2 separate regions of the Homo sapiens genome follow, and region 2 is linked to region 1. A link is a contact called in ENCODE Hi-C or POLR2A ChIA-PET data. All regions are on one chromosome and are shown on one strand. Each heading gives the region's core, a stretch centred on a gene start or an enhancer-like site at or near the end of the contact. The rest is flanking DNA. Distances are from core to core; before and after follow the strand shown.

The links. Hi-C counts contacts between places; a loop is a spot of excess contacts on that map. ChIA-PET counts read pairs that join two places held with the same protein, here RNA polymerase II (POLR2A).
Region 2: a map of endothelial cell of umbilical vein shows a loop between it and region 1 (2.8-fold over the local background). The contact joins the promoter of RGS4 here to the enhancer-like site in region 1. A Hi-C loop is called at or near these places in 1 of 168 maps with a recorded cell type or tissue (endothelial cell of umbilical vein). POLR2A ChIA-PET finds 5 or more read pairs at or near these places in 3 of 52 experiments (AG04449, PC-3 and SK-N-SH).

Annotation. Positions count from the first base shown.
Region 1 is chr1:163,031,814-163,037,500 of GRCh38, reverse strand. No RefSeq gene overlaps it. Among named protein-coding and RNA genes, the nearest start is that of RGS4, 35 kb to the left of the region's middle. RefSeq lists an enhancer at 945-2,144. Within about 2 kb of position 1,645, at least 6 of the 41 ENCODE cell types and tissues checked have a DNase peak (open chromatin) inside an H3K27ac peak, as active enhancers do; they include PC-3 and endothelial cell of umbilical vein, where a contact is called at or near this core.
Region 2 is chr1:163,066,246-163,071,397 of GRCh38, reverse strand. RGS4 (regulator of G protein signaling 4) reads right to left here and starts at 2,037. Exons shown (of 5, transcript NM_005613.6): 1 at 1,870-2,037. The coding sequence starts at 1,913.

The sequences.
Region 1 (5,687 bases), core at 396-2,895:
CACATGCATATATATACACATATATGTGTGCACACATACATATATTTATATATTCCTGCCTATGTTCATGTAAAATTGTGACAAGATTCCACCAAATTGCCCTTCAAAAAGGATTGCACAAAATCGATTGTGACTTTTCCCCACACCCTGGTAATATTGTTTATTATATACTTTATTTTTTTTCCAATTTGATGGGTAAAAATGACATCCCATCAAGGGTTCTTTAGTTTATATTTCATGAATCATGAGGTTTAGTAACTTTTTAATACATATGCTGGACACTTAGAGTCTTTTCTTTTTAACTAATATATGCTTTCCTTTGGGGTTCTTTTTCTTTGGCTATTTGTTGAAGACAACTTGACTCTATCAAGTATTTGGCAAATATTTTTGTGAATTTAAAACAAACTGAAAACAATCTAGGTTTCTATCAATGGAAAATGAATTTATAATTTATGGTGTATCCATACAATGAGATACTGCTATGGTTGAATGTGTCCCCCAAAGGTCATGTGTTGGAAACTTAATCTCCAAGACAACAGCCTTGAGAGGCAGGATTTTTAAGACATGACTAGGGATGAGGGCTCTGCCCTCATAGGTAGGTTAATGTCACTGTGGTGGAAGTGGGTGAGTTATCACAGGAGTGGATTTCTGATAAAAGAATGAGTTCAGCCTCTTTCCCCTCTTTCTTGTGTGCACTCCCTTACTCCTCTGCCACCCACCACGGGATGACAAAGCAAGAAAACTCTTTCTGGATGTGGGCTCCTTAACCTTTGACTTTCCAGTTTCAAGCACTGTAAGAAATAAATATATGTTCTTTATAAGTTACCCAGTCTGTGATATTCTAGTTCACAACTGTTACAGAAGTTATTGAAAAAGGCAATGGACTGATTTGGAAAGATGCTCAAAATATATTGTTAAGTGAACTAGAAAATGGCAGGATTATATATATAGTAGACTCCCCACTAAAGCACTTATGCATATACTTATATACACTTGTGAATTTATGGACAATAGTAAGATGTGGGTGTGGATGTTTCTAGTAGATAGAAATGGCCTTGAGGGCAAGGTTAACTTTTACTTTTTATTTTTTGCTTTTTACTTTTATTTTTGTATAGTAGCATGTATTACTTTTATAATAAAAATAATTAATAGTAACTTTGTAACATTGGCTTTGAAAAGTAATTTGCTTTTTAGGAGACACAGTAACAGGTGAGTCAGGTTCTGTCTTCTATACCATGCTGCCTCTGGGCAGAAACAAGGCTTTTCTGCAGCACATTGATGTTCCCAAGGCAGGCTTTAATGGCCCCCCTGCTTTCCATCAAACAAAGGGAAACCTCTGTGAGAGGTGGCAGAGAGCCATGGAAGGAAGGGCAGGAGGCTGAGAAAGTATCTGAGGATGAAGCATCACCAACCATGAGGCTGCACATTGCTTTCTCTTACTAATGATGATAATATCAGCTCTCATTGTCTGACAAAACTGAGGCTTTTCAGAAGCTGCATTTCCCACACTGAGGTCAAGATACTTCTATTGCCAAGGAAGGGTAAATGGATAGGAGGAGGCAAATTCTCCAGGGATGAGGATAGTGCCGGAAGTGGAGGTAAGTGAATTATGGGCTGATGATTCAGCAGCAAATCACCCATGGAAATGTCCCACCCACCTCCGGAGGCTGATTATTTTTCAAGGAACTTTGAGGGTCAAGACAACCACCTATGTTCCCAGGAGGTGGTAGAAAAATGTGCGTCTCAAACTTTTTACTTCCTAAGAATTCCTAACATTAGATGTGCCTCCCTACAAATTGAACTTGGTGTCTCATGTTTTCTTTAAATCCACATGATTTTTAAATCCTATTCTATGACTCATCTGTGTTGGTTATAGTAGAAAAATAATTTGTGTTCCCTGTATTTTCAATGATATCTGTTGAGTAGGAAAATAAGCTGTGTGTATTCCCTAAGGCATATTCAATTATTATTGGGTAGAAAGGAGGTTTTGAATTAGGCATACCTGGCTTTGATCTGCTTGTCACATATTTTTGCTCATGTTATTTAATACCTGAACTGCAACTTTCCTAACATCTATAAAGGAAAATAGTAATTTCATCTCTCTAGAATCTTATGAGAGCTAAATAGAAAAAAATATATCTCAGTACCTTTCACATAATGGGTATTAATTTAAGTGTTAAATTTTTCACTTTAAAATTGTTTTAAAATCTGAAAAAAACACCAATATTTATGAGTTCTACATTACTTAGAATTAGTTCCAGCAGTGTACTTAATAAAATAACAGTGGCTTAAACAGGATGGATTTTAATTTTTCTCTCATGTAAGAGAAATTTGAAGGATTATAGTCCAGAGCTGGTTTCAAAAGAAGAGACTCAAAATTCCTTCTGTATTTCTGATCCGCCATTTTTAGCACATTGCTTTCATGCTCAAGAGTGCCTAATGGTCCATGATGGTAGCTTCAGCTACAGCCGTCATATGCAAATTCCAGGCAGAATAAAGAAAGGTAGAAGGAAAGGGCAACACCCAATTACCCTGATTTGATCATTACCCATTATATGCTCACATCAAAACATCACATGTACCCCACAAATATGCACAACTAGTATATATCTATAATAATTAAAAATAAAAAACTTTAAACAAAGACTGAGAAATATTTTAATTAGGTACAATGCTTCCCCAAATATAGATGATATTCTGTTAGTAAGGATGAAGGAGAGAACTGATATTAAGCAAGCAATCAGTAGTCTCTGCCACAACTAGCTATTATGACACGCTAATAGCTAACGTTTATTGAGTGGTTACTATTAACATAAGCATTTGGGGCTCATGATGTAGGTACTCTCTTCTTCCTTTTAGAGATGATATAACAGAGGCTTAAAGAGGGTAAGTTAATAAGCAGCAAAGCTAGGATTTGCACCAAGGCAGGGTGTCAGGAGAGCCAACTTTCTTAAGTGAGCTGCTGTCCAGTGCTATGGCTGGGGATTCTCACATATAGTTTTAATAGATTTTCCAAATACCAATAGGAAAGTTGAAATTCTAAAGCATAAAATGGTCAGTTATTTGATGGAATTGCTGATGCCAATCAGTCGTGTGTTTGAAGATACTGGTTTTGCTAAAGTGATTGGATCTCTGGCTGGCACTTCATTCTATAACTATGACTAAAGCATAGTCAAATATAGTCTCCAGTCTTGGTATTTTGATCTTAAGGAAGAAACTTTCTCTGGCTTGAAGGCAAGTTATGTATATTCATTCAGTCTTGCATTCATTCTTTCATTGTACCATAAAGAATTTTTGAATTGATTCTATCTAAGAACCTAGGAATACAAAGATTATAAGGCAGCATCCCTATCCTTAAAGCTCATAGATAGAGCAGTTGCCTTTAAGTAATTCAATCACAACCCAAAGGAAGAAGGTGAATATAGTTAATAATTAATAATGTGTTGAATATTTTGAAACAGCTGAAAGGGAGAATTTTAAATGTTCTCACCACAAAAAATGATAAATATTTGAGATGATGCATATGCTAATTACCCTGATTTGATTATTCCACAATGTACACATGTATTGTAATATCACCTTGTACCCCATAAATATATACAATTATTATTTGTCAATTAAAAATAAAACTCAAAAAATACATTTTGTATTGCAGCCCCATACACTTCCTACTCACACAACACACTCAAAATTTTATGAAACATTTATTCTTACTCTATGAAATGTACTCTGATATTTTCTATGTATTCTATTCTGTTCTTCCTTTTAATGTGGAATGCCATAACTAAAATTAATTCAAGGTACTGATGAGTTGTGACCTATAATTTTAAGAACACACATCTATGGAAAAAGAAAGGCAATTAAACTAATAAGTTCAATATAATATGGAAATACTCTAAGAGCTGTATGAACAATGAGGCCTTGAACTGCAAAGAAAAAGACTAACTCTTCCTGGGGGATGTTGGGGTGCATTCTGAATTGAGTCTTAAGGGATAAAGGGGAAATTGTCATGTGGAAAATGGGAGGAAGGACATTCCAAGCAAAGGAAACAGCATGTGATTTGTGTGTAGGTGTGAGAGAGAATGGTAGAAAGCCAAGCAAGTGAGTCCAAGTATTGCAGGAAGGCTGGGAGAATGCTGGTTTGGACTTACAGGAAAAGTACAACTGTGCTGCGAAATGGCCTTAAGTAGACTGAGTACTTCTCAGAGTTCAGAAGTAGTTGATTCACACTCATCAGATCAGTTTCTATGTCTAGCAACAATGTGCACTGAAGACCTGACCAGTTCCAGTCAGCATTTATGTTCTGTGCTAAGGTCACAGAGGAGAGAAAGACTTGACCTTGACCTTGAGAGATTTGGTTTAAAGAAGCAGCTAGATGTACAAATAATTTTGATACCCCATGATTAGTTCTATCACAAGTTATGTACACAGAGAAGTGGGTGCACAAAGGAAAAATATATGAGTCCTGCTTGTGAGAATTGTGAATACTTTCACAGGGCTAAGTGTGGAAACAAGTAGTGGGAGTTTCAGCTTATTTTAAGAGTCAGTGCCTGTGAGATGGACAGTCTCATACACTGCTAGTGGGAGTCTAAATTAATATAACACTTATGGGAAGGAACTTGGCAATATGTTTCCATAGACATAAAAATATTCATAGCTGGCCGGGCTCGGTGGCTCATGCCTGAAATCCCAGCACTTTGGGAGGCCAAGGTGGGTGGATCATCTGAGGTCAGGAGTTCAAGACCAGCCTGGCCGACATGGTGAAATCCCATCTCTACTAAAAAAAAAAAAAATACATACAAAAATAATTAGCTGGGCATGGTGGCAGGCACCTGTAATCCCAGCCAGTCGGGAGGCTGAGGCAGGAGAATCACTTGAACCCGGGAGGCAGAGGTTGCAGTGAGTCAAGATCACGCCATTGCACTCCAGCCTGGGCAACAAGAGTGAAACACCATTTCAAAAAAAAAAAAAAATCATAGCCTTTTGCCAAACAATTGTATTTATAAAAGGCTATCTCAAATGTAATTTAAAGAGAGACCCAGTCCTCATGGGCCCTCTTCATTTCACCATGGTGTCGCATTCAAAGACATATAATCTAGCAAACAAATGTATTTGAAATTAGTGCCAGTTTTAACTACACCACTGGAAGAACACTAAAGAAGCTCCAGCATAGCTTCAGCTAGATCTGCTATCACACATTGGAACAGAAGGGGTGTACCATGTCTGTGTGTGCATCCCAGAAGAGGCCTAAGCTCCTTGCCAGTGTTAAAGGCATGAAGAGGGGGAGGCGTGAAAAGAGGGGAGAGAATAAAGTTATCCAGAAATTAAGCTAGCTTGGTATCTGTAACAGCAGAGAGCCAGAGCTGGCCATGAGAATGTGATCTCCATAGAAATTTGTCCAACACTATAGAGAAACAGCTTGTAACTTCCACAGGATGTGAAAATGGGGAGAGGAAGTCAAGAAAATCTTATCTAAATTATCCCAGGTAACATCTGGAATTTATTTGTAAAAATGGAAAGTTGCTCCAAAGTAGGAGCAGAGTAGGAGAACAATCAATTAAATGATTGATTAAATTACATTCTTATGATATAATATTTGCATTTATTGACTGTTACATTGTAGAAAAATTGTTAAGGAATGGGGAAAGCAGGGTATACAAATGAATGTTTGTAAAAATATATTTATA
Region 2 (5,152 bases), core at 788-3,287, 34 kb before region 1:
TGTCTATTTGGAGTAGGGAAAATAAAGCCTCAAAGATATAAAGACATTTAGGATGGCCACTAATACATTTATGTATGTAGGTTTTCCCAGAAAGTTTGAATTCCATTATGTTCTCTGACTGTCCCTTAAATAGTATTTTCTCTTCCTCGCAAGATTACTTTCCCTCCTCTGCTTCCCTGACTGATGACTGTTCAGGGGATGCAACATCCTTTTTGATTATAACAAGATACAATCCTGAATGTTAGGGTGATTCCAAGGTGATAATGTAAATATATCATGAAGTCCAAATAGAAACGAATTCATATTTCTATGTGCTGGATCCACCTGAGATCCTAGAGTTATTAATCAATGCAGGGGGTAAGTGTGCTTAGCAAGTATTCTTATAATAAAACCATAAAAATAAAAAACAAAATGACTTCAGAAGTTACTGGAGTCAGGAATTCTAGATTTGGTCCTAACTCACCCACCACCTATGTGACCTTGAGAAGGCAATGGCTCCTCTGGAGCCTCAGGCACTGGTGGTAAAGATGTTGGACTAGATGATTTGCAATTTATTGAGGAGGAAAGGGAAGAGCAGTTCATCCTGCTGACATAGAGTTTACCTCCTTAGATTAGCTGCTTAACTCTTTGAGGACAGAGCTCTAGTATTATCTTTTATCTGTTTTGCAAAATATTTACCAGAGCATAACTTTCTCCTGACACTCTTGTATTTTTGTACGGTTCATTTCATATGCAAGTTAAGTGAAGCTTGAAGTAATTTGCTCCACTCCATTCAGAAAATTAAGCGTGAAGGTCAGAGGAACTTATTTCATAGATACTCTCTGCCAGACCCTCCTGCTTCATTTTAAAGAAGCCATCGATACTTCCATACTCCTGAATGACAGAATATTTGGAAAGTAAATGTTTTAATAGTACATAAAAAATTATGTTTTCTGAGATTATTTCCAAAATAAAATTTGTGGTAATTTCTATTTGCAGTGCGATAAGAAAGCAGGTAGTATACCTTTAGGTTGACTTTTTACCTTTGACTGCAAGATTAAGTAATGTAATATGCACTCATTTTGTGTTTAATTTTCAACTGGCTAATATATGATCTTTCTCTGAATGCATTTCTTTATACCTTTTTTGAACAAACCAAAAACAAATGAATAGCTGTATGTCTGTAAGGTCTTTTAAAAAAATCAAGGGAGTATATTAACAAAACAATGTCTTTAAGATGAGATCTTCTACAAAACTATTAACTGATTTGTAATGATCAATATTTCTCAACCAAACTCATATGAGACACTTCAAGAACTAGAGATGGGGCAGAGAGATAAGGAAGATCTGGCTTTAAAACTCATATCTCATTGTAACATTTGCTTATAAGAACATAGAGAGTGAAAGTTACTGCACCACCACACGGAAAGCATAGTGCCTTTCTGATGATGGAGCCAAACCTCATTCTGGGGTACCTTTCCTGAAACAAGTTGTAGCATACAATCAGAAAGCCCAGAGCCAGGCTTCTATGTACTCCAGGGATGCTCAAATAGCAGTAGTAATCACAGATGGAGATATTACAGATCACTGTACATAGCCTCAAACCTCATCTCGCTTCTTAATTAAAACTAGCTTTCTTAGACCTGGCTTAAAGAATAGAACAGTTCTCAAAACTGAGGTCACACAAAACAACACATAAGGGCTGAAATTTGGGGAGCACATGTCTTAAGTCACAATATCTAGCTAGTCTTGGAGGAAAGTTAGAAAGTCGTGCTCTCCTGACCACACTGTTTCTAATTGCACAGAACTAGGTTAGTAAGTACAACATGTAAATAACTGAGAAAGTCTAGCCAAAAGTTTAATATGGTTAATGGCTGAAAGCAATCTTACCTCCTCAAGCAAGAAGCCGGCAGACCTGCAAGCCCTTTGCACATCTTATTTAACAGCTTGGAATTCGCAAGCAGGAAAGAAATGCGGCAGGAGGAGCTGTGGCTTCGGCTTTGAGCGTACTTTGCCTCTTCTCCGGTAAAGATATTGTCAGAATCCTCTGAGCGTCTTCCTGCTAAGCCTGTAGGGGTCTCTTTTATAGCCCAGCTACGACCGTCCAGCCAATCAGACGACCGCTCTGCAGTACCAGCTCCTCTGTCTCCCTCTGCCTCTCCAGCCCCTGAAAGAGATGAGGAAGAAAAGACTGACGCATCAGCAATGTTAAGTGAACGAGCAGAGAAAATCCTTCTGAAAAGTAGGGATATGGGAAAAAATGTACTCAATGTCTCCACCAATGTCAGAGGTTTAGAATTTCTAGAAAAGGAAAAAAAGTGTACAATGCTGCAAAATATAGTTTTTATTCATATGCCTGTAAAAAAAAAATATCAAGGAAGTTGCTTCCTGGAAGGAAAAGTACCAGCAGGAATTCTGGAGCTTACTTAGGAGCTGACTCCCAATGCCTTTCCTCTTTTGGATTAGAAGCATCATATTATACATGGTCCAAGATCTGATCCTCACGATTTCCAAAAGGGAGCTGGCAGGATCATCGTCTCCACGCAGTGATTTGCGGAAGTTGCCTTGGTTGTTATGCAAACAAGAAGGTGGAGAGAAATAGCTGGATGACAGACAGTTATAAGCCCGGCAGCATACAGAAACTACCCTAGGAAAAATAGATTTGCTATATCTGTAATCAACCTGACTGAGGAATACTTTTCTAGAAATCTTGGTAACAACAGAATTCAGCCTAGCACTGACAGTTTCTCCTTCACATGCCTGCGTCCTGTAAAAAGTCTAAACCGGCAGCTCGAGGACCAAAGGAGGGAGTAGATGAGCAAATATACACAGCAATTCTTATATCAAATGGGTTTATGTCTTATGTAATTCTAAGTCTCCAAACTGATATTTCAAAAGATAAAGAAAGAGAGATGTAGAGAGAAAGAGAGAGAGCAGGCAGAAAAATATGTAGTTTGCTTTGCGTATCACCAGCCTTCAAACTGATTGTAAGAATATTAAGCCCTATAGGTGTTTCTGAACACCTAGACAATCAGTATCTTTTACATACAATATCATGAACTGAAATGCCTGCATGGACAGAATCATTCAGGTGTTTCACATCTTATAGCCATAAACCAAATACCTACACCAGAGTTACAGAGGAAAGCTATAAGTGGAAGAAGGGAATTAATTGCTAGATCTGACCAAAACAGCTTTCATTTAGAAAGCAGATAGGTTCCTGATCATAGGCTACAGTGAGCTATACTTTATATATAAGAAACAGAGGCATCAAATAGTTTAGGTGGAAGAGATGAAAAATAGTTGGGTTCCAGTGAGATGCAAAATACCAAAAATATAGAAAGAATGGCACAAAGCAATGCCCATATGTGGCCCTACCCAATACGTGCCCTTGAACATCCCACACTGCCCCCACTACCAACACGTTCCATGACTAGCAGAGCAAGGAGACAGCAGACAAATGTAAAGTGGTGGAGGGACCATAATCTACAGAAGATGCATTTAAATTATAGGAAAAAGTCTCTAGCCGCCCATAAGAGGGCATTTATTGGATTAGCTACTGGGCAACTTTTCCTTGAATTATAACATAGAACAAATGAATGTTGACAGCCATCCTTGATGGTGGTGTGGAAGGAACTGAAGTGCAATATGAAACTAGGAAGGCCCTCAGACCAAGGAAGATGGACCAGGGAAATGAATCAGTCAGAACTGACATTAAAGAGGTCAGACTAATTAAAAGGGAAAGAAGGTCACTCAAAGAAAGACCATGGCCTTCTTTGTTTACCTGGGCACCTAAAAGAGTGATCACTCAAATAGATTGATTTCAGGAACATAAGTGAGTACCCAAAAAGATTTACTGATGCCTGAAATTCCACAATAAAAGTTTTATGTCTTGCACTTAGAATAAGAGAAGCCTGATTTGTCATGAGTTAAATATAAATCACTGCAATAGATGGGACTTTAAAGACAAAATGGGACTTCAAAGGCAATCTAGCCTAACACTCTCATTTCACCAAAAAGGAAATAGAGACCCAGAAAGAGAAAGTGACTTGCTGAGGTTACAGCTTCTTACTAACAGAGCTGGGTCCAGATACAGGTGTCTCGATACTCAGTTATGTGGATTGTCCACCATGCTATCCCATCACTCAACAGTCTTATCAAATAAGGTAAACTGTGTAAATAGAGATATTTCTAAACTACAAAGTGCTAGTCAAATAATTTTTATCATTCTATTATACACAGTATAGAACATAACCCAAAATTAATTTTACACATTTTATTCAAGGAGTGTTCACTTGCCCAATTTGTTCTTGCTCCTTGAAAGCAGGAGCTGCTGCTTTCAAGACATATTAACTAACATGTCTCTAACTTTGTGCTTAGCTCATTACTCTGTTCAGGCATTTCATGTTTACTCACTTCTTTGACTATTAAATCTTGCTTTCTTAGGAGTTTTAAGACTTTTAAAAAAGTGTTTGTAAAACGCTTCACATGAGTTAACTTACTTTTTCACTGTGGGACTTGCAGATTGTGTTTGAGGAGGCGAGGACTGGTACATCATGATACCTTGACAACCTTCCACCTTCTTTCTCTGATATGCACAAAGCATCAAATTCTGTTATTCTATGATTTGTCATTCCTGAATGACTCTGGTAGTGTGGAAGAGCTTTACTCTCAAAAGATCTACTTTTTATTTGTTCATTTGTTTAAGAAATATCTTTTGACCACCTACTCTGTATCAGGTGCTGTTTGAAGCAGTACCTGATACAAGCAGATAAAATCTCCGCTCTAGTAGAGTTTTCATCTCAGTAGAAGGAGTCAGAAAATAAACAAATCAGGTGATTCCAGATTTTGACCTGTACCATGAATAAAATGGGCAGGTGATGTGCTAGAGAGTAATCAGATGGTGAAGGGCTAATTCAGCCAAGGTGGTCAGGAAAGCCCTCTTTGAAGAGGTGGTATCTAAAATGAGATTTGATGGGTGAGAAGGAGAAAGCAATGCAAGAAGCCTAGGAATTAGTATTCCAAATAGAAGTAAGAGCAAGTGCGAGTGTTCTTTATCTAAATTGGGAAAGAACATAGCCATAAAAAAGAATGAAATCATGCCTTTTGCAGCAGCCTAGATAGAACTGGGGGCCATTATCATAAGTAAAACAAGACAGACACAGAAAGACAA